2 separate regions of the Homo sapiens genome follow, and region 1 is linked to region 2. The links are chromatin loops, found by intact Hi-C in ENCODE. Cell type or tissue: sigmoid colon. All regions are shown on one strand. Each heading gives the region's core, and the rest is flanking DNA. Links, peaks and the distances in the headings are about the cores only.

The links. A loop is a pair of places that touch in the nucleus more often than their neighbours do. Peaks named below come from ENCODE experiments on the same cell type or tissue, not always from the same donor. Only the 100,000 strongest peaks of a DNase experiment are listed, where the experiment ranks them.
Region 1: it touches region 2 in a loop (2.0-fold over the local background); 15 of 110 quality-filtered maps call a loop at or near these places.

The regions. Positions count from the first base shown.
Region 1 is chr16:50,309,538-50,318,583 of GRCh38, forward strand. ADCY7 (adenylate cyclase 7) reads left to right here. Exons shown (of 26, transcript NM_001114.5): 18 at 11-109; 19 at 1,150-1,343; 20 at 2,156-2,249; 21 at 2,499-2,654; 22 at 3,353-3,499; 23 at 4,421-4,525; 24 at 4,755-4,869; 25 at 5,477-5,601; 26 at 5,822-8,598. The coding sequence ends at 5,968. BRD7 (bromodomain containing 7) reads right to left here. Exons shown (of 17, transcript NM_013263.5): 17 at 6,420-9,046. Among named protein-coding and RNA genes, the nearest start is that of MIR6771, 21 kb to the left of the region's middle. RefSeq lists enhancers at 301-595, 3,895-5,094. In sigmoid colon, for the core only: no CTCF peak of the experiment used is centred there; DNase peaks (open chromatin) are centred at 1,254, 4,324 and 6,264; H3K27ac peaks cover 555 bases.
Region 2 is chr16:50,240,739-50,251,331 of GRCh38, forward strand. It overlaps a transcript of ADCY7 not described here. Among named protein-coding and RNA genes, the nearest start is that of ADCY7, 21 kb to the right of the region's middle. RefSeq lists enhancers at 3,589-4,301, 4,302-5,013, 5,727-6,438 and silencers at 5,289-5,548, 5,569-5,808, 5,889-5,948. In sigmoid colon, for the core only: a CTCF peak has its summit at 5,280; DNase peaks (open chromatin) are centred at 4,881, 5,812 and 6,194; H3K4me3 peaks cover 1,612 bases; H3K27ac peaks cover 489 bases.

The sequences.
Region 1 (9,046 bases), core at 1-8,000, 68 kb after region 2:
TCCTCTACAGCCCCTGATGCCTTTCCAAGTTCCAGAGCTGCCTGTTGGCAATGAGACAGGCCTACTGGCCGCGAGCAGCAAGACAAGAGCCCTGTGTGAGCCCCTCCCGGTGAGTGCGCCGGGCCCGGCTCCGTGGCCTCATTCAGAGTGGGGCTGCTGCTGCCAGAGGTGTAGTTTGGACCCTCAAAGCATGGGTGCTGACCCCTGAGAGCACAGCATGTGGAGGCTGAGAACAGCCTCTCCTGCAGAGCTGGGAAAGCAGGGTCCCATGGGCCCAGCTGGCCTCTGGCCCAAGGGAGTGAGGAGTCCTGGCCTTGGCAGGCTTGGTCTAGGCTGTGTGGGTAGGCAGGGAGTGAGGGGAGCATCTGGCCTTGTGCGGGTCTCTGGTCAGGGCACTTCCTCTCTGACAGGCCTGTCACTATTTTATACACGAGTATGCACAGCTCAGGGAGGGGCTTCATTAGGTGATGGCGCCAGGGCAGGCCCAGACAGGCTGATGGCAGAGGTCAAGGTCTCTGCCTGGAGGGCCTTGCAGACAGCAGACTCTGCAGCTTCAGAGGCTGGCAGTGCAGTGAGCTGGGCTCTAAAAGGCAGAAAGGTTCTGGGACAAGGGACAGCATGGGAAAAAGCCGAGGCGTGTGTTGGGAGCAGTGGGGTTTTGGGTGGGTTGTCTCCTGGAGAGGGAGTGGGGAGAACTGGGAGATGGAGCCGGGGGCAGGCTTGATCCAGACTGGGAGGTGCAGGAATGCCGGGGTGTGAAGAGCGTGGTCTTTATTCTGGGGGCTGGGGAGCCACAGCACAATCTTGAGCAGGGCAGAGGTCCTTTGGGAGGGTAAGCTCACAAAAACTCAGGGAGGCAGCTTGGATGCATGCACGCTCCGGCCTTGACCTTGACTGTGGTCTGTTGTATCCACAGCACCTGCATACTGTTTTTTCCCGTTTAAATGAGCTCACTTCATAAGAAATAAAACTACAGTGAAAACAACACTGGACACTCTTAGGTCTCATTGTTTTTTGTTGAGAAGGGAGGTGGTAAGGCAAGAGCGTGATGCTGAGGTGCAGGGAGTGGGGCTCTGTGGTATGTGCTGGGCTGGAGGCGAGAGTACGTGGTGGGGTGGCCCTGTCCTGAGTGACACCCTGCCCCCTCAGTACTACACCTGCAGCTGTGTCCTGGGCTTCATCGCCTGCTCGGTCTTCCTGAGGATGAGCCTGGAGCCAAAGGTTGTGCTGCTGACAGTGGCCCTGGTGGCCTACCTGGTGCTCTTCAACCTCTCCCCATGCTGGCAGTGGGACTGCTGCGGCCAAGGCCTGGGCAACCTCACCAAGCCCAACGGCACCACCAGGTGGGGTCCCGCCCGTCCCCGTCCCCATCCCCATGGTGGCCTGTTCATCTGGTGCCTGCCTGCTCGCACCAAGGGGCTTCTGTGTTCATGGGGAGTGGGCACCTTGCAGGGCGGGGCTGGCAGATGGTGTCCAGCGCTCAGAGCCGAGGAATTCACTGGCAGGTTCTTTAGGAAGTCCCTAGTCTGACAGAGGCCACCGGGTCATCCTGTTTCCAGGCCAGTCTAGTGGTGGGGAGGGAAGGAGGCTGCAGCTCTAGCTCTGTGCCTCTCAAGGCCACATCCTGGGTCTCGAGTTCTGGAAGGAGCAGTTGCTTCCATCTCTTCCTGGACAGGTGGTGATACCTGAGGCTGGCAGGGCTGGGGTGTGTGGTTCTAGGGGTTCTGGGTCCCAAGTGGATTAAGGAGCGGACCTGGCCCCCCTAAACAAAAAAGCTGGAAGCCTGGGACCCAGAACAGAACCTGCTCCTGTGGGTCTGCCCCGCACCTGCAAAATCCTTATGCCACCCATCCACCCCACCCCGCCTGCCACTGACCCTGGCTCACCAGTTCTGGGCTCCCTTCAGGCCCTCATCACAGCTGATTCTGGTCATTCAGGGGTGAGATCAGAGGTCTTCCCCACAAGGGCTCCCCCATCTCCCTGCCCACCTCTCCCCTCCCCCCTTTATAATACCCCAAAGTTGTCTTGTTTTCTACCCACCCCATTAGAATCAATTTTCCCCTTTCCCCTGGGTGTGCGTGGCACCTGGAGAGCATGACTCAGTGGGTTGGAGTGGTGAGTGCTGGGAGTGACTTGGGCCTCCCTTCGCATTCAGTGGCACCCCTAGCTGTTCCTGGAAGGACCTGAAGACCATGACCAATTTCTACCTGGTCCTGTTCTACATCACCCTGCTTACACTCTCCAGACAGGTAAGGAGGCTGGCCCCCCCCCCCCCCCCAAGCTCTGCCCACTTTTCCTCACCTCCATCTGGAGATGGGGTGGGGTGGGGTGGGCTCAGGTGGAGTAGCAGAAAAGACTAGAGTCCTGCCAGGAAAGCACTGGTCCCCTGGCCAGAGGCTCCAAGGACGCCAGGGACAGACAGACCTGGCTAGGAGATGCACAGCAGCACGGCTCCCACTTGCCTGTGGACGGGGCGCTTATGTTGCTGCCGTTTGCAGATTGACTATTACTGCCGCTTGGACTGCCTATGGAAGAAGAAGTTCAAGAAGGAGCACGAGGAGTTTGAGACCATGGAGAACGTGAACCGCCTTCTTCTGGAGAACGTCCTGCCAGCCCACGTGGCTGCCCACTTTATCGGTGACAAGTTAAACGAGGTGTGCTGAGAAGGGGCTGGGGCGGGGGCAGGGAGGCGGACGGTCCAGGCGCAGTCCGTAGGGTGAAGGTGTGGAGCTGGAGTGCATGCTGAGCTTGGCTTCCTCAGGTCCTGGCCTCACCGGGATGCCCAGGCGACAATGTATGGCATCAGCTGTGAGAGCATGGGCCTGGGGTCAGGGACCTGGGCTCAAGTGTGGTCGTGAACAAGGCACCTTGCTTTCCCAGGCCTTGGTCTTCACCTCTGTAAAATGGGCTGACAGCCCTTCCCCACAGGCTTGTGGCGAGGATGAAATGTGTGTTCAGGGGTTTGTGATCTGGACATTCTGTGTTGATGAAAATGTCTGTACTTCTACTAGTTATGTGTAGCAAGTTTTCTAGATAGGAAACGGAGGCCCAGTGAGAATGAAGACCTCCCGTTACCCTCCACTACTGCAGAGGTTCTCACCCCATGTGTACATGGAAACACCCATGGTGCTTCTGTGAGCAAAAACCAACCTGAGCCTGACCCTCCCTGGCCACCCAATTCTTAATCACCCGGTAACAGCCACCAGATGAAACTCATGCAGCCCGCCCCCCTCCCCACTCCCCGAAAGCTGGGCTGGGCAGTTCAGCAGTGCCATCTGCTCCTGAGGCCTTGCCACTCTTCCTGTCCCCTCAAGAGGTGAAGTGGTGTAAGGTCCGGTTTCTTCCCATCCAGGACTGGTACCATCAGTCCTATGACTGCGTCTGTGTCATGTTTGCCTCCGTGCCGGACTTCAAAGTGTTCTACACAGAGTGCGATGTCAACAAAGAAGGGCTGGAGTGCCTACGCCTGCTCAATGAGATCATTGCCGACTTCGACGAGGTACAGCCTCTAGCCCAGCCTTGCGCAGCAGCCCCCACCCATGCTGGAGAGGGAAGGGCGGTGGCACCTGCCATCCTAAAACCCAATTTAAAAATGTGACACAGAGCTGGGCAAGGTGGTCTATAATCCCAGCACTTTGGGAGGTCAAGGTGGGTGGATCACTTGAGGCTAGGAGTTCGAGACCAGCCTGGCCAACATGGCGAAACCCTGTCTCTACTGAAAATACAAAAAATTACAAGCTGGGCTTGGGGCGCACACCTGTAATCCCAGCTACTTGGGAGGCTGAGGCAGGAGAATCGCTTGAACCTGGGAGGCGGTTGCAGTGAGCTGGGATCACGCCACTGCACTACAGCCTGGGCAACAGTACACAACTCTGTCTCAAACAACAACAACAACAACAAAAAAAAAACGACGTGGCCCGCCTGGGGGGAACATACATTACACAGAATATAAAGGTACACATTTCTTTTTCATTCTGTTTTATGCAGCAAATAATTCGTTGGCATCTTCTCTGTGATGGGCAGCTTGCTAAGATTAGACTCAGGCCCCTTAGCTTCATTTCCAACTAAGCCCACGCTATCAACCAAGCCAAACAGAGGAAATCAGTTTGGGTTGAATTCTTTGCTGGAGACAAAGAATCTACATTCCTGTGTAGATAATGCTGTGTTTGCTCTGTGCAGACACAGATGGAAGGGAAGAGGGAGACAGTGTGGGGACGGAGACAACAGGAAGAGCAGGAGCCGCCAAGGGCCATGTCCTCACCATGCTTAGTCATGCGCTCAGCTGGCAGGGCAGCCATGAGACGTGTGTGCGAGAGGCGGCGATGGGTGGAGGGAACCCCACACCCTTCCTGAGAAGCAGGGGCAGCCTGGCTGCGGCTATGGAGTGGCGGCTGCTTCACCGCTTCCTTCTTGCCTGCAGCTCCTACTGAAGCCCAAGTTCAGCGGCGTGGAGAAGATCAAGACCATCGGCAGCACGTACATGGCAGCTGCAGGGCTCAGCGTCGCCTCAGGGCACGAGAACCAGGTACTCAAGCCCAAGAGGTGAAATTCAGCTGACTGTCCTCACTTAAAGGTGACCTGTCACCTTACTTAAAGGGTGTGCCCTTATCTCGTCCTGGGGGAGGGGCACAGGTACTTGTAGGGCTCAGCCAGGATTTTAGTGGTGGGGATCCTCAACAAGAGTGGCGCGCCAGGGCCCACTAGGTCTGGGGGCTCTGGAGATGCAAGGATCTGACCCACAGCCTGTCCCGCAGGAGCTGGAGCGGCAGCATGCCCACATTGGTGTCATGGTGGAGTTCAGCATCGCCCTGATGAGTAAGCTGGACGGCATCAACAGGCACTCCTTCAACTCCTTCCGCCTCCGCGTCGGTGAGCCCGGGTGATGGAGCGGGGTGGGGAGCCCCTGCCTCTAGGCCAGTCCACCCAGTCTGTGTGGCACAGCTGCACCTCGCCATCTATTATGAAAGGTTTTAGAAATCCCTCTGATCTGACAAGCTCAGCAGTTGGACAATTATTCTGATGTTTTGCATATAGTTAGCATATAGTTACCATTGAGAGTTTTAATAATACGTAACTACAGAAAATGGAGAACCAAAATTATTGTCTGTAAACAGGTGACCTTAAAATATAGAGAAGGAAGCAAAGTTACTAAACCTAAATAGTTGCGGGCCTGCGCTCAAAGCCAGGCCTTTGTTAATACTTTTAACAAAGTATTCTTTGTTAAAAGAGAGATTAGCAGATACAAGTGTTAACATCAAACCCAGACTTCTGAGTCTGAAAAAGAGCTGGCCGGGGAATGCCCTCCTCATACCCCAAGCCCGACTGCAACGCAGTGACTCTGGGAAGCAACCCAGCCTTCACTCTAGTTGTTTTGTCCCCGCATCCTGTGCTGGGGTATGGATTCTCTGGCCTCCTCTAAGGGCAGAAGCTTGAGGCTTTGCCTGCACGCTTGGGTAACTGTAAACATCATCTTCAGGCATAAACCATGGGCCTGTGATTGCTGGAGTGATTGGGGCCCGAAAACCTCAGTATGACATCTGGGGAAACACTGTCAATGTGGCCAGCCGAATGGAAAGCACTGGAGAACTTGGGAAAATCCAGGTAAAGACCTATTGGGGAAGCAGTTGACTAAGGGGAAAAGATCTTCCCCAGAGGTGAGGGGACTTGGACTTAAGAGCTGCTGTCTCACCCAGCAGCCATGGTTCTAGCTATCACACTCTCCAGGGAAGGCAGACTGCATGCCTGGGCAGTCTCTATCTGTCCCTACCATGACAGGTGTTCTTCCCGCCTCTGAAGACAACAGGTCTCTCTTCCTTTTCAGGTTACCGAGGAGACCTGCACCATCCTCCAGGGCCTCGGGTACTCTTGTGAATGCCGTGGCCTGATCAACGTCAAAGGCAAAGGCGAGCTGAGGACTTACTTTGTCTGTACGGACACTGCCAAGTTTCAGGGGCTGGGGCTGAACTGAGGGCTCCTGCTGGATTCCGAAAAGGCCGGGAAGCCAGTCTCCTTCCCTGAAGCAAGCCCAGGAGAAGACTCTCCGCCCCACGCCAATCCCAAAGGCATGCAGATGGCTGTGCATGTTGGCTTCTTTGGACCTGCACTGGAGGATTTCTCAGACACATGCACCAGATTCTGGCTCGAAGCAGCCACTGAGCCATAATGCGCAGGGGAGGCCAGAAGCTCTGTGCCTGGTCTGTAACAGTTTCCAGGCCAGCTGGAGAATGTTCACTGGTTCGGGGCTGACTTTGAGATCTTTGTTCCCTGAGGTGCCAGGCAGGCAACTTTAGCACATGATGAAAACAGACTTCCACCTCAGTGGCCTGTGGGCACGCACAAGTGAGGTCTGTTTTTCTAGACACCAAGGGGGAGTAAGCTGAGCTGTCTAGCACGGATTGGAGACTCCCTCTCCCTGGTGGGCCTGGCAATGACAGCATTTCTCACAGAGGCATTCTGGTAAATGAAGCTGAAAGGGGTGTTTTACATCTGTAAACGGTTTCAAACAGGTAGAGAGAAAAACACCACAATTAACACTGTTACTTTTTGCCTTGTCTGGCATGTTTGTTTTAAATGAATACATTAATGGGGTTTTTATCCTTTTGAATGACTTTTCAGACACTAGACATAAATCTCTTCCCTCCAGTGTATGCTCTGCCTTTTTAACCACTGACATGTAAGGAGGACTACTGTCTAGCATCAGCTTATGGGGTCAGCTGGCTGTGGGGATAGAGTCCTGAGGAATGTGGTCACAGCAAGAAGGCGGGGAGCAGCAGAGCCTTGCCTTTGAATGAGGCAGCTTGTGAGGCAAGCATTCTGGAGAGAGGTGCTTTGAAAGTAAGGTGCGGCCTTTCACCTCTTCCTTGATTACTCACACATCTTTGCGTTCTCCCCTGCCGTCCTTCAACTGTATCTTACTTTTCTTACCAGAAAGGAATGGAGTCTGTTTAGAGACAACTTGGACAACCTGTGAGTGCATCTCTTCTTTCCTTTAGTCTTCACAGCTAACTCTGGAGAGCTTCAAAACTAGAAGGATCTACTCCGCATGGGTGCATGCAGAGGCTCCTGGATCTGGGAAGCCCGCCCCCTCACAAATGCTGAGCCGTTCTTGCTCTGAAACTGCGTGAGTCAAGGCAAATGCAAAAAGCCAGGTTTTGGGGATGTGTCTTACTGTGCTTCAACTTCCCAAGGAATTGAAAGTCAACCTAACTGTAACAACAGGGTGAGAAATGACCAAACTGCCCGTGACTTTTTCTGAATGGACTTCATAACCGGAAGACTTAACCGGTGGCCTCATCACCAGAGCATCGCCAGGATTTCTAATGCACTCAGTTTCCCTACATAGCAGGGATTCTTAGCTAGGTGTCCCCATGAACCCCGTAAAGTTCTACACAAAGTCTTGCATACAGGAGCCTTTACAAGATGATTATACAGGGTTGCAGATTGGGTGACTGACCAGACTTGTTGGGGTCCTGGGATGAGTTGCCCCGGGCTGCAAATTAAGAGTACAGCTAAGTGCGGGGGTGGCGGTGGAGGGAACGAAAATTGAACCTGTCTGCCTGTGCTGTGTCGTGTGGCTTTATCAGCCCGAGGAAGGGCAGGTGTATTCTAATTTGCACAAAGGTGCTGGGTAGACTAGTGGCAGCTCTCATGTGCTGCACATAAGTGGAATCAGTATGAATAGAAGAACTTGCTGTATAAAGGAATTTCATGGCAACAATGCTGGTAAGGGCAATTAGCCTCGCTTAAGTTGCCTTTTTTACACACCAAAACTTTTTACATGAAGGGCTGGTTTCACATGAATACTATACTGAAATCTGTGCTCTCAAGATCTAGCAGTGACCAGGGCTGCCCGGCGGGGGCTCTCCTGGCAAGTCAGGAAGGTTTCTGTTGCTAATATAACATAGAAACACATTAGTGCACTGGGCCTCTCTGAGGTCAGCATATTTGTACTCTTGGAATATTTGTTTTTTTCTTCAGTAACAACAGAAACCCCAGTTGGGAGTTTAACAAATAACTGACTACCACTCACTCATGCATTTTTATTTCCAATTAAAGCAAAGCACTGTGCTGTGCTCAGATAATAATAGTTTGTAAGTAAAAGTTTTTAGTTTTCAGTGTTCAGGTTATAGAATATAACTGACCATAAAAATTACCTGCAGGTATTTTCTTTTTATGAACTTGTTTTTAAATTACCAAGTAATTACTGGTGTCATTTTGTTTTATGACAGACACACGTATCTAACAAACAAACAAACAGTGACCTTCTCCATGGGTCAAGGACTTCCTTACAATTTCTCCTGAGTTAACTTTTGTGAAAATAATACCTAAGGTTTTCTGGCTTATTGAGGAAATTTCCTAACAAACAAACAAACAAACAAACAGAAGAGAAGATCATTAACCACTGTATACTTTGTGTATATAATAGGTCAGTGTAAAGAAATATGATTTGAGGTGGTGCATGCAAGTAACTAGGGTTTATTCTATATAATGAATATTTATAGATCTGTAACATTTGTTTCAAAATGCTGTTTCATTTTTATAAAGTACCAGTGTTTAGCTGCTTTTTATACATTAAATTAGCAATTTGAAAAACTCAAATATCTGAAGGTATTTTATTTTCGTGGTCCTCATGAACTCACTAGAGATTAAAAGTAGACTCAAACAACTTGAAAATTTGACTCTTTTAGCATAAGATTTTAAGTCTTTTGAGGGAATTAATTTTCCTTTACCCTATTTGTTCTTCCTAAATACTAATTAATTTTCAAAGTCAGGAAAATAATAGAAATCAAATGGCTTCCTGCCTGGGTGATTTATAGAAGGATTGTATAAGGGCCTTCAAACTTAATTTGTTCACTGAACAAGGCTATCTATCTATCTATCTCCATCCTGATTTTTTTCCCTTGTGTATAACAGGTTCTATACCGATTCAGCAAAATCACCATTTATCTCAGCTTGCTGATAAAAGGGGGCCATGAATCTTGTGGTCTCCTACTTAGAGTTCAACTCCTTGGGTACTTGACCTTTGTATTTCAGATAAACAGTAAGT
Region 2 (10,593 bases), core at 1,185-9,184:
ATCACTCCCAGCGTTGTTGTGAGAAGTCTAAAGCTAGTTGTAACCTTTCTTTTTGAAACTTTTGGGATCTCCTCTTTGTGTTCTGAAATGTCACTATTATGAAAGTTAGGCGAGTCTGTTTTCATCTACTGCACTGGGAACTTGATGTGATGGGGCATCTGATGTGGTACTGCATGTCCTTCAGTCCTGGGAAACTTCTGGAATTATTTTTTCCCCTCCTTTCTGTTTTCTCAGGAACTCCATAACTATTCAGGTATTGCATCTCCTGAACTGATCCTCTCATTTTAGCTTTTCTTCTCTATTTTCCATCTCTGACTTTTTGTTCCACTTCCAAACTTTCTGTTGTTTTTAAATTTCTGTTATCATGTTTTTACTTTCCAAGTCCTTTTCTTGGCCCCAGATGTTCCTTGTTAAAAAAAATAGTATCCAATTTTGTTTCCTAGTTACAATATAGGTTTGGAATCTCTGAGGATATGAATGGTATCATTTTGTTAGGTTGTTGTCTACCTGCATAGTCCCTGTTAGCTTTTTTCTCATTTGTTGTTTTGGACTCTCTGTGGGGTTGAGGCTGTCCATGGATTTCTGGTGATTCCTGGTTACCTGCACATATTTAAGAGCTGGGGGGAAGCTCTGTCAATCAATATGGCTAAGTCAGTGGTGTGCTTCTGTAAGAATTAGCAGGCTGTGGGGTTCCCCAAAGAATTCCTCCAGCCTGGGGGTAAGGCTCTGGGCCACCAACATCCTGGGAGCTGAGGGTGGAAGAGGGCTAGTGTGAGGTGGGGGGAGGCGTGTGTCCCAGCCTTCCATGTGAATTTGCCTTTAAAGTTTTCCTGTTTTCAGTTGGGTAGCCCTGCCCACAGCTGGGCTTGGTGTTCCCCAATTCAGAGACTGTCTATTTTACCTTCTTCCAGAGAAAAGGCTTACCGGTTCCTGCTGGGGTAGGGGAAGGACTGGCACTCTTAGCTGCTTCTTAAATTTTCTTTTTTTTTTTTTCTTTTGAGATGGAGTTTCACTCTGTTGCCCAGGCTGGAGTGCAGTGGCATAATTTCAGCTCACTGCAACCTCTACCTCCTGGGTTGAAGCAATTCTCCTGCCTCAGCCTCCTGAGTAGCTGGGATTACGGGCATGCACCACCACACCCGGCTAATTTTTGTATTTTTTTTTTTTTTTTTTTAGCCGAGATGGGGTTTCACCATGTTGGCCAGGCTGGTCTTGAACTCCTGGCCTCAAGTGATCTGCCCGCCTCAGTCTCCCAAAGTATTGGGATTACAGGCATGAGCCACCTGGCCTTCTTCCCTTTTCTAATTAGAAATTATGGTTGAGCGCGGGGCCTCACACCTGTAATCCCAGCACTTTGGGAGGCCAAGGTGGGTGGATCACCTGAGGTCAGGAGTTGGAGACCAGACTGGCCAACATGGTGAAAACCCATTTCTACTAAAACTACAAATATCAGCCAGGGGTGGTGGCGGACATCTGTAATCCCAGTTACTCCGGAGGCTGAGGCAGGAGAATCGCTTGAACCCAGGGAGGTGGAGGTTGCAGTGAGCCAAGATCGTACCACAGCATTCCAGCCTGGGCAACAGAGAGACTCTGTCTCAAAAAAAAAAAAAAAAAAAAACCTCATGAGCAGTATTGCCTGTGCTTAGGCACTCACTGAGCTTCTGTCCTGTGGCGAGCACCACTGGAGGAAGTGTGGGAAAGCAGGGAGCTCTTCCTTCCTCGGGGACAGGCAGCAAGGACCATCTGGCTGAGGAGGCTAACGCCACGCTCTGCGTAGTGATGCATCAGGAGGCTGTAAAAGGACTGAAAGGACAGGCACCGCTCAGGAAACTTTTATATTCTCCTACTTGGCTGTTGTTCTCATTGCCTGGTGAAGGGCAGGATTAAGGTGGCCGAAATACATGACTGTTAGCTTCTGTTGTGGTTGATTTTAAATTTTTAAATCTTCTCGTTGCACAAGTGAAATAAAGCCCCAAACTCTTGCCCACCACAGAAAGTGACTCGGGCAACACATGCAGAGTGCCCTGGAGCAGTGGGCACTGGGCACTCATAAGTTAGGAGGGACCCCAGGTCACTGCGTTCTGGAGCTTATCAACACAGTGGATAATTAAAATCATAAACACGGCTGGGTGTGGTGGCTCATGGCTGTAATCCCAGCACTTTGGGAGGCCAAGGTGGATGGATCATTTGAGGTCAGGAGTTCGAGACCAGCATGGCCAACATGGTGAAATCCTGTCTCTACTAAAAATAACGAAAATTAGCTGGGCGTGGTGGTGGGCGCCTGTAGTCCCAGCTACTTGGGAGGCTGAGGCAGGAAAATCGCTTGAACCCGGGAGGTGGAGGTTGCGGTGAGCTGAGATTGCGCCACTGCACTCCAGCCTGGGAGACAGAGCAACACTCTGTCTCAATGAATAAATAAATCATTAAAATCACAAACACATTAGATGTGGACATCTGGAGACTTCCTCATCTGGACAGAGACATGCAACTTTCAACAGCAGCTCTTCCGTGTGCATTCAATTTCCCATGCATACTTCTCCACTCCAAAATTACTAACGTATTTTCTCTTATAGGTTTCATTTTCAAACACAAATATCTTTCCTCTATTAGTTTTTGTTTGTTTTTTTAAAAAGACAGGGATCTTGTTATGTTGCCCAGGCTGGTCTCAAACTCCTGGGCTCAAACGATTCTCCTGCCTTGGCCTCCCAATAGGTAGGACTACAAGCTCATGCCACTGCTGGTGTAAAATTTTTTTTAAATAAAAATTAAACGAATTTTTATTAAAAAAAATTTTTAGGCCAGGTGCAGGTGACTCATGCCTCTAATCCCACCCAGCACTTTGGAGGCTGAGGCAAGAGGATCACTTGTGCCCAGGAGTTTGAGACCAGCCTGGATAACATAGTGAGACCCTGTCTCTACAAACAAACAAAATAACCAGATGTGGTTCTGTGTGCCCATGTCTCGCTATGTTGCCCAGGCTAGGGTGCAGTGGTGCGATCACCACTCACTGCAGCCTCCACCTCCTGGGCTCAAGCGATCCTCCTGCCTCAGCCTCCCAAGTAGCTGGGACCACAGCCACGTGCCACCAGTTTATCCAGCTGTGGCTTTAAAAAAAAAAAAGGCGCCATTCCTTTTCCTTTCTGATTTGAAGTGCCATCCTTGTCACAAATTAAACTCACCTGGATTTTAAAAATACTGCATATTCCCAGACCCACCCAAGGACCAGAATCTCTGGGAATGGGACTCCAGCCTTATTTGGAATCCAGTGCCTTAGAGCCTTGCTACCCAGTCTGCCAAGGACCAGCAGCATCAGCGTAACCTGGGAGTGAGACAGAAGTTAAGTCTCAGTACGGACCCAGTTCTGCTGAATTCGAAACTGAGTGGAGCCCAGCCATGTGTGCCTTCACCAGACCTCTGGGTGAGTCCGTTGCTGGTTACCATTTGAGAATCCCCTATTGAGGACTGAGTATCCAACGGGGTGATCCCGCTGACAGGTCCACAGTGGCGATGAGGACCATGGGGATGATGGATATGTCCCGAAGGTTCTGATGGGAGCAGTTATGCAGGCACGGTGTATAACTCACTTTCTCCAGCTCTGTTTTCCTGTCTGCTGTCAGGAGACTTGCTCATAGATTTGCGTGAAGATGACACACAGATGACGGGCTGGGAAGTCATAGCACTGTTCCACACACCGGAAAGGGCTGAGGGCTCCTGGCTTGGAGAGCACTGAGTGTGGGTCCCAGCAGGACCCTCCCTCCATAGCTGGCTCCGCTCCCCTCTCTCTTTCCAGGGCTGACCTTGGCAGAGGTCACCGTGACCCTGAGGCACTGGCTGTTCTGAAGGCCTTGGGGAAACAGGTGGGTTTCTTCGTTTTCAAGGTTCTGCTAAAGGGGTGGGGCTGCCGGGGGTGGGCGGTGCTTTCGGAAGCTGGCTCTGCTGATGATCCTATTACCTTTCTTCACTGCTGCCGGGATTCCCATTACCGGCGCAGGGAGGCCCCAGCTGCTCAGATCTTCCCGGGTGAGCCCTCAGGATGCTGCAGTGACCCGGCCAGGGCCCTCCACGGGGAGGCCGATGAGTAGTGGAGTCGCACCGGCCCAGAGAGCCAAATGCCACCATGCTTGATGCCCGGGGGCTGCACGAGCCCAGAGGAGCTGCCTGACCAGCGCGGGAAGCCGAGAGGGCTTGCTGCTGCTGGGATGTAAGTCTCAGGTGGGACCTCTCTGTGGCCATCTGGAGTGGAAATCAGAGGCTCCACCTTCCAGCCTCGGCCATCTGATTTCTCAGCATGGTTTCAACGTGGGTGGCCTGAGGCTGGGTTCCAGGCCCACCGCGGGGGGCAACGCCCTCCCACACCAAGATCTCTCCCCTCTAGGGTGAGCCGGGGTAGCAGGCTCCAGGATTCCACCATAGGTTCCCAGTAGATCAGCGTTTCTGCTACCTGTTTGTCATAGATTTCCTCCGTGCTTGTTAAACTACAGACTCTCTGGCCCTTTCTATGAAGACCTGCTAGGGCCTTGGGGGTCGGACCTGAGAAATCGGCATAACAGGTGCTTCTGTAACCCCTCTCAGTGAAGTGGGAACCCCCAATTCCTGGGTACCAGGGAGCTTTAGACCAGTGGGAAAGGGCGGGATTCATGGGGGTCTGCGAGTGAGAAATGCCCTCGTAGACTTGATTACTCCTGCGGACGACCTCCTCTGCCCCTCCCAGGGTGACTCACAGGAGGCTTTCTTGCTCACCCTGTCTGAGTTTCTTGGAAACAGAGCAGATTTTTTTTCTGCCAACACTGGGGCCCCACCCTGGGTTGCAGGGATCACAACGAGGTTACAACACCTACTTTCTGAGGACACCTACAGGGGTGGTCGCTGTCATCTCCCGCCCCTGAGCCCTGCCATAGGAGGTTAAGGCCTGAGTGAGACGTAAGGCGGGACCAAAGCTCCCCCGGCTTGGGAGGAGGGCACTGGCCCGCCGTCTGTGGATCCTTCCAGAAACACGGGCGCTCCTGCAGGGGGAGGGGAGGCCTGGGGCAGAAACACTGGAAGAGTTTGCTAGAAAGTGTTTCCCTCTGGGGGTGGGGCCGGCCTGGCGCTCCCCAGCACGTGCGCGCGGTACCTGGAGAAGGTCCTGCTGGGACGCCTTTCCTTCCTGCGGCGCCCCGAGCTTGCCCGGCCGCTCCCTCCCGCGGCAGCGCCTTTCCCACGGTTCTAGGGGAGCTGGGGTGGGGTGGGGTGGGGTGGGGCGGGGCGGGGACAGCTGCGCTTGCAGGGTGGACGCGGCCTCCTGGGCGCCCCCCAGCCCCCAGCCCCCCGCCCCGGCTCCCGCCCCCGCGCCCCAGGCCTGGGACACGCGGCCAGCGGGGGGCGCCTGCGGCCGCTCCTCCTTCCCCGCCCGCGGTGAGTGCCGGGCCAGCCCGCTGCCACTGGGGCGGCCACTCGGGCGGCGGTGGAGCGGGAGCGCGCAGCAGGTGAGCGCGGGGCGCGGGGGAGCGCGGCGGGCGGGCCGGGGATGCGCCCGGGGTCGGGGGTGCCCGTGGCCGCTGCCCCTCTCCGCGCGGTCCCCACACAGGCGGGCGGGTGGCCCCTCTCCCGGCCCGCCCTTCCCCGGCCTCGCGGGTGCCCGGCGGTGGCGGCTCCTGCCCGGGTGGGTCGGAAATGCTCCGAGACCCCTCCCTCGGGCCACGACCTCCTCCCTTAGGCACGGCCAGGAGACGCTTCCCAGACGCTGCCCCAGCTGGCGCCCGCTTTCCGATAACAAGACTGAGACTCGAGGGAGGCCGCCCGGCCCCAGACCCCTGTGGTGGAGCCCGACTGGCTTAGGGCACAGAAGGGGGCTGGCTCGGGGCGGCGGGGCCTGTTGGAAGCAAACACTGCACAGGGTAGCAGCCTCTGTGGGCGCAGGACCGGGCTGTGGGTCTGCAGCGCTCCCGCCGGAGCCAGCAGCGAGCAGGACCCCTCGGTGGCCAAAGGGGACCAGGGTCCAGGGGAGAGTGAGCCAGGCCCGGCCCCTGCCTCGGACCCCAACCGGGAAACCCAGATGCCTTGCACATGAGGAAGTGACAATGGGAGCCGACCCCGGGTAGGGGAGAGAGGCTGGAGCCTCTCCATGGATTGGAGTTGTTCCCTTTACTGGTTTATGTCTCAGGTCCCCTCCCTCAAAGGCCAGGAACTCCTTTCTGAGTCCCAGAGCTGAAGCTGGAAATGACCACGTGGGCGCCGTGGACAGAAGTAGAGCCCTTAAAATGAGGAACAGGATACCCTGTGTGGTCGGCTGAAGCCCCCTCGGGCCTGGTCCAGAGTGATGCTCCAGAGATTGAATGAATGAATGAATGAATGAATGAATGCATGACCAACAGGACTGTAGTGAACTCCGGGTGAGGCTACAGCTGTGGGGACTTAGGCAGGGGCTTTGGGCCCTGAGAGGAGGGGGTTCTCAGGTTCAGTGAATGCCTTCAAACGTGGGCAGGTGCCCTTGTAGAAGGGAGTTTGTGGGCTGTGGAGCTGGGGACAGGCTGTGGGGAGGGGTCAGACTCCAGGTCTATGGGGGGACCCCACAGGAGTGGCTGACTGGGCCTGGGGAGCAGAGGTGAGAACCCTGCATGGTGAGTTGGGTCCATATGCGGAGGCAGGATTTTTTTTTTCTTGAAACAGGGCCTTGCTCTGTCCTCCAGGCTGAAGTGCAGTGGCACAATCATGGCTTACGGCAACCTCCACCTCCCAGGCTCAGGTGATCCTCCCACCTCAGCCTCCCGAGTAGCAGCTGGGATTACAGGTGTGCGCCACCACGCCTGGCTAATTTAGTAATTTTTTTTTTTTTTTTTTTTGGTGGACGCATGGTCTCACTATGTTGTCCAGGCTAGTCTTGAACTCCCGGGCTCAAGTGATCCTCCTGCGTCAGCCTCCCAAAGTGCTGAGATTACAGGTGTGAGCCACTGTGCCCAGCCTTTCTTTCTTTCTTTCTTTTTGACTCCTGATTTTATGATTCAGTTTCTTTTCCATCTGAAGCAGTCTTCTGTGGCTGGGAGCCTGGCTTCGCAGGACCAGGTGTTCTAAAGCTGCCTCTCCTCTGCTCGTTCGGGATCCCCAGGTGCTGGGTCCTCTTCCCTCAGCAGCCACACAGGCCCTAAGTGCCCTTGGGCTTAAAAGAGTGGGTACTTTTGGGCTTTTTACAGAGGAGAGCAGGGAGAGCTGAGGCTGCTGAGCCCTCCCAGGGAGCCCTCCAATTTCCCAGGCCCTTACAAAGCCCCTGCGTATCCCTTGTATCTTTAATCATAAGTTAGGCAGGACCCAAACGACCAGTCCCATTTGCAGATGAGAAAGCGGAGGTCCTCACAGGTCTGGTAGCAAGGAGCCGGGCTGTTCTCATGTGTTCTTGGTGGAGCTGGTTTGGGTCCACATCAGCGAGCCTGAGCTCCATCCCTAAATGCAGAATCAAGTGGGCCTGGTGAGTGCCCGACCACGGGCAGCACACATTCCCTGCCCTTGCCCCGCCCACCTCTCCCTCTTCCTGTTCGTACCCCATACCCAGAAGAGCCCTGGGGCTTTGCTCCTGACCCCCACCTCTTGGAGCCCCCTTCTTGATGGGCACAAAGGAATGTTGCTGATGGAGAGGGGCCTATGTCCCCTCCTCCCCATCCCTGCTGAATCCAGCAAGGGGTGGCCTGTGTCTGGGCAGGAGGCAGAGAGCTGAGTTAGGCATGGGCCCTGCCATGGCCAGTAGGGGAGACCAAGTGGATGCACTTTGACGCCAAACACTCACACTGCAGGCAGGCTAGGCTGTGCTTTTGCGCATTGAAGGGTAGGCAGGGGCCGTTACTTTTTACAGATACCCTGTATAAAAATTTAGGGTATCTTTGGGGGAGTTCGTGGACAGATCATTTTCTTATTTAGTCGTGCTTTCTGTGTTTTCAAAATTGTCGGCAATGAGGAAGAAAAGCAAAACTTTATTCCCTTTGTGTTTGCTCTGGTAAATTTTCAAGAGCAGTTCTGCTGCATCTGAATCTTAGAATTGGGTTTGCAAGATGAGGTCTGGAGGCTGATGCCAGTTTCTGAATTTGACAGGATATCACGTGGTGAGGTTCCAGGATTTTGAGGTATTTCAGTACACAATAGCCTCACAGCCTAACAGAACGGCCTGGGACTCAGGTGGACGATACCCTTTTGGTCGGTGGCAGAGCTTCATGTCACCTCTTCCGCTGTGTGTCTGCTGGGATCTGTGGCTCATGGCGGTTGGGAAGCTATCTGGGTCCTGCCTCCTCTTCCCAGATACTGCAGACTGTGTGTGGCCCCCTTGAGTGCTTTCTGCTCTCTGCGTAAGAGCCTGCACCACTCCCACCTCCCAGGCCTTGCCCTTTGCTGTGCCTTCTTCCTGTAAGCCTTCCAGCATGGTCCTATTGTGTGTCTTAGCAAGTACTCAGGCTCTGGCCTGGCGCAGCGGCTCACACCTGTAATTCTAGCTCTTTAGGAGGCTGAGGCAGGCAGATTGCTTGAAGTCAGGAGTTTGAGACCAGCCTGGCCAACATGATGAAACCCCGTCTCTACTAAAAATACAAAAATTAGCCAGGCATGGTGGTGTGTGCCTGTAGTCCCAGCTACTTGGGAGGCTGAGGCATGAGAATTGCTTGAACTCAGGAGGCAGAAGTTGCAGTGAGCCGAGTTAGCGCCACTGCACTCCAGCTTGCTCTGGGCGACAGAGCAAGACTCCGTCTAAAACAACAACAACAACAACAACAACAACAAAACCAAAGTACTCAGGCCCCTCTTAGACAGTTGACCTCATGGGTTCCCCCTGAGCCCTGGTCTGTGGGTTAGGGATGTGGCCTGCAGGTGATTATGACTTCAGGCTCTGCCTTTTGGACCTGGACATTTGGGCCTCGACTATACTGTAAGGGGAGAACATGGCAGGCACTCCTGGCCCCAGCCCTCTAAGGCCCTCGTTATCGCCCAGTTTGCCAGGAGGTGGGGAGGCTCCTCTGCAGGTAAGCACATTCTTTCTCTGGAAATGGCTATGTGGGGCCCTGCTGGGGGAGGTGGTGGGCATCTGGCCAGGGCCATTGCCAGGTGTGGGGAGCGGGCAGCCTGCGGCCCAGCCCATGTGTGCACAGGAGGGTGCTCCTTCAATTAATGACCACCTGCTGAGTGAGGTGCCTTGAGCAGCTGTTTGCAGAGGGAGCCCCTGTTCAGTTAACAACAAAGGTCTTTCTTTGGAAGCTCTTGGGCCTGGAGGACAAGAGCAGCACAAGCTCTAAAGAGAGTCCCCTGGGCTTGAGTCCCAGCTCAATGTTTGGTAGCTGTGTGACTTTGGGCAAGTGCTTCAACCCCTCTGAGCCTTCAGTTTCTCACTTATACAATGCGGACAGTAAGAGTGCTTATCTCAAAGGCCAAGGATTTAACCTCCAGGTTAAAGGACACTGAAGAGAGGTGACAACAAAATGAATTGGCCGGGTGGGGTGGCTCACGCCTGTAATTCCAGCACACTGGGAGGCCGAGGCGGGCGGATCACTTGAGCTCAGGAGTTCGTGACCAGCCTGGCCAACATGTTGAAACACCATCTTTCCTAAAAATACAAAAAATTAGCTGGGCATGGTGGCTTGTGCCTGTAGTCCCAGCTACTTGGGAGGCTGAGGCAGGAGAATCGCTTGAACCCGGGAGGCGGAGGTTGCAGTGAGCCGAGATCACGACACTGCACTCCAGCCTGGGGGACAAAGCAAGACTCTATCTCAAAAAAAAAAAAAAAAAAAAAAACCTAAAATGCAGTATGTGGCCAGGTGCAGTAGCTCACATATTTAATCCTAGCACTTTGGGAGGTTGAGGTGGGTGGATCAGGAGTGTGAGACCAGCTTGGACAATGTGGTGAAACTCTGTCTCTATTTTTAAAAATAAACAATTTTAAAACAAATTTTAAAAATGCAGTATGTGAGCATATGGTGGGAAAAAAGGTATAAAGCACATCAGTGGGATGGTTGATAAAATTGGGTATGGGCTGTAGATTAAAGTATTGTATCAACATTAAATGATCTGATAACTGTTTATATGAGCCCTTGATCTTTGGAAATTTGCAAGGCTAAAGAGGCACAGGGTAAATGTATAGATATAGAATGAGGCAAAATTGTACAAATAGGCAAATCTGGATTAAAAAGTATAGAATTCTTTGTACTTATCACTTCTGAAAGTTTTTTGAAAGTATTTCAAAATACAGCTTTAAAAAATGCCTGTCTTGCCAGGTGAGGTGGCTTACACCTGTAATCCCAGCACTTTGGGAGGCCAAGGTAGGAGGAACGCTTTAGGCCAGGAGTCTGAGACTAGCTTGAGCAACATAGCAAGATTCTGTTTCTTCCCAAAAAAAGAAAAAAAAAATTGCCAGGTGTGGTGGCACACGCCTGTGGTCCCAGCTACTCCAGAGGCTGAGGCAGGAGGATCACTTGAGCCCAGGAATTTGAGGCTGCAATGAGCTATGATCACTCTACTGCCCACTAGTTTGGGTGATAGAGCGAGACCCTGATTTAAAAAAAAAAAGAAAGAAAAAGAAAAAAAAGCCTGTCTTATGAGATTGTGGTGTGATGAAATGACATTACTTCCCGGTACTTAAAACAGCCT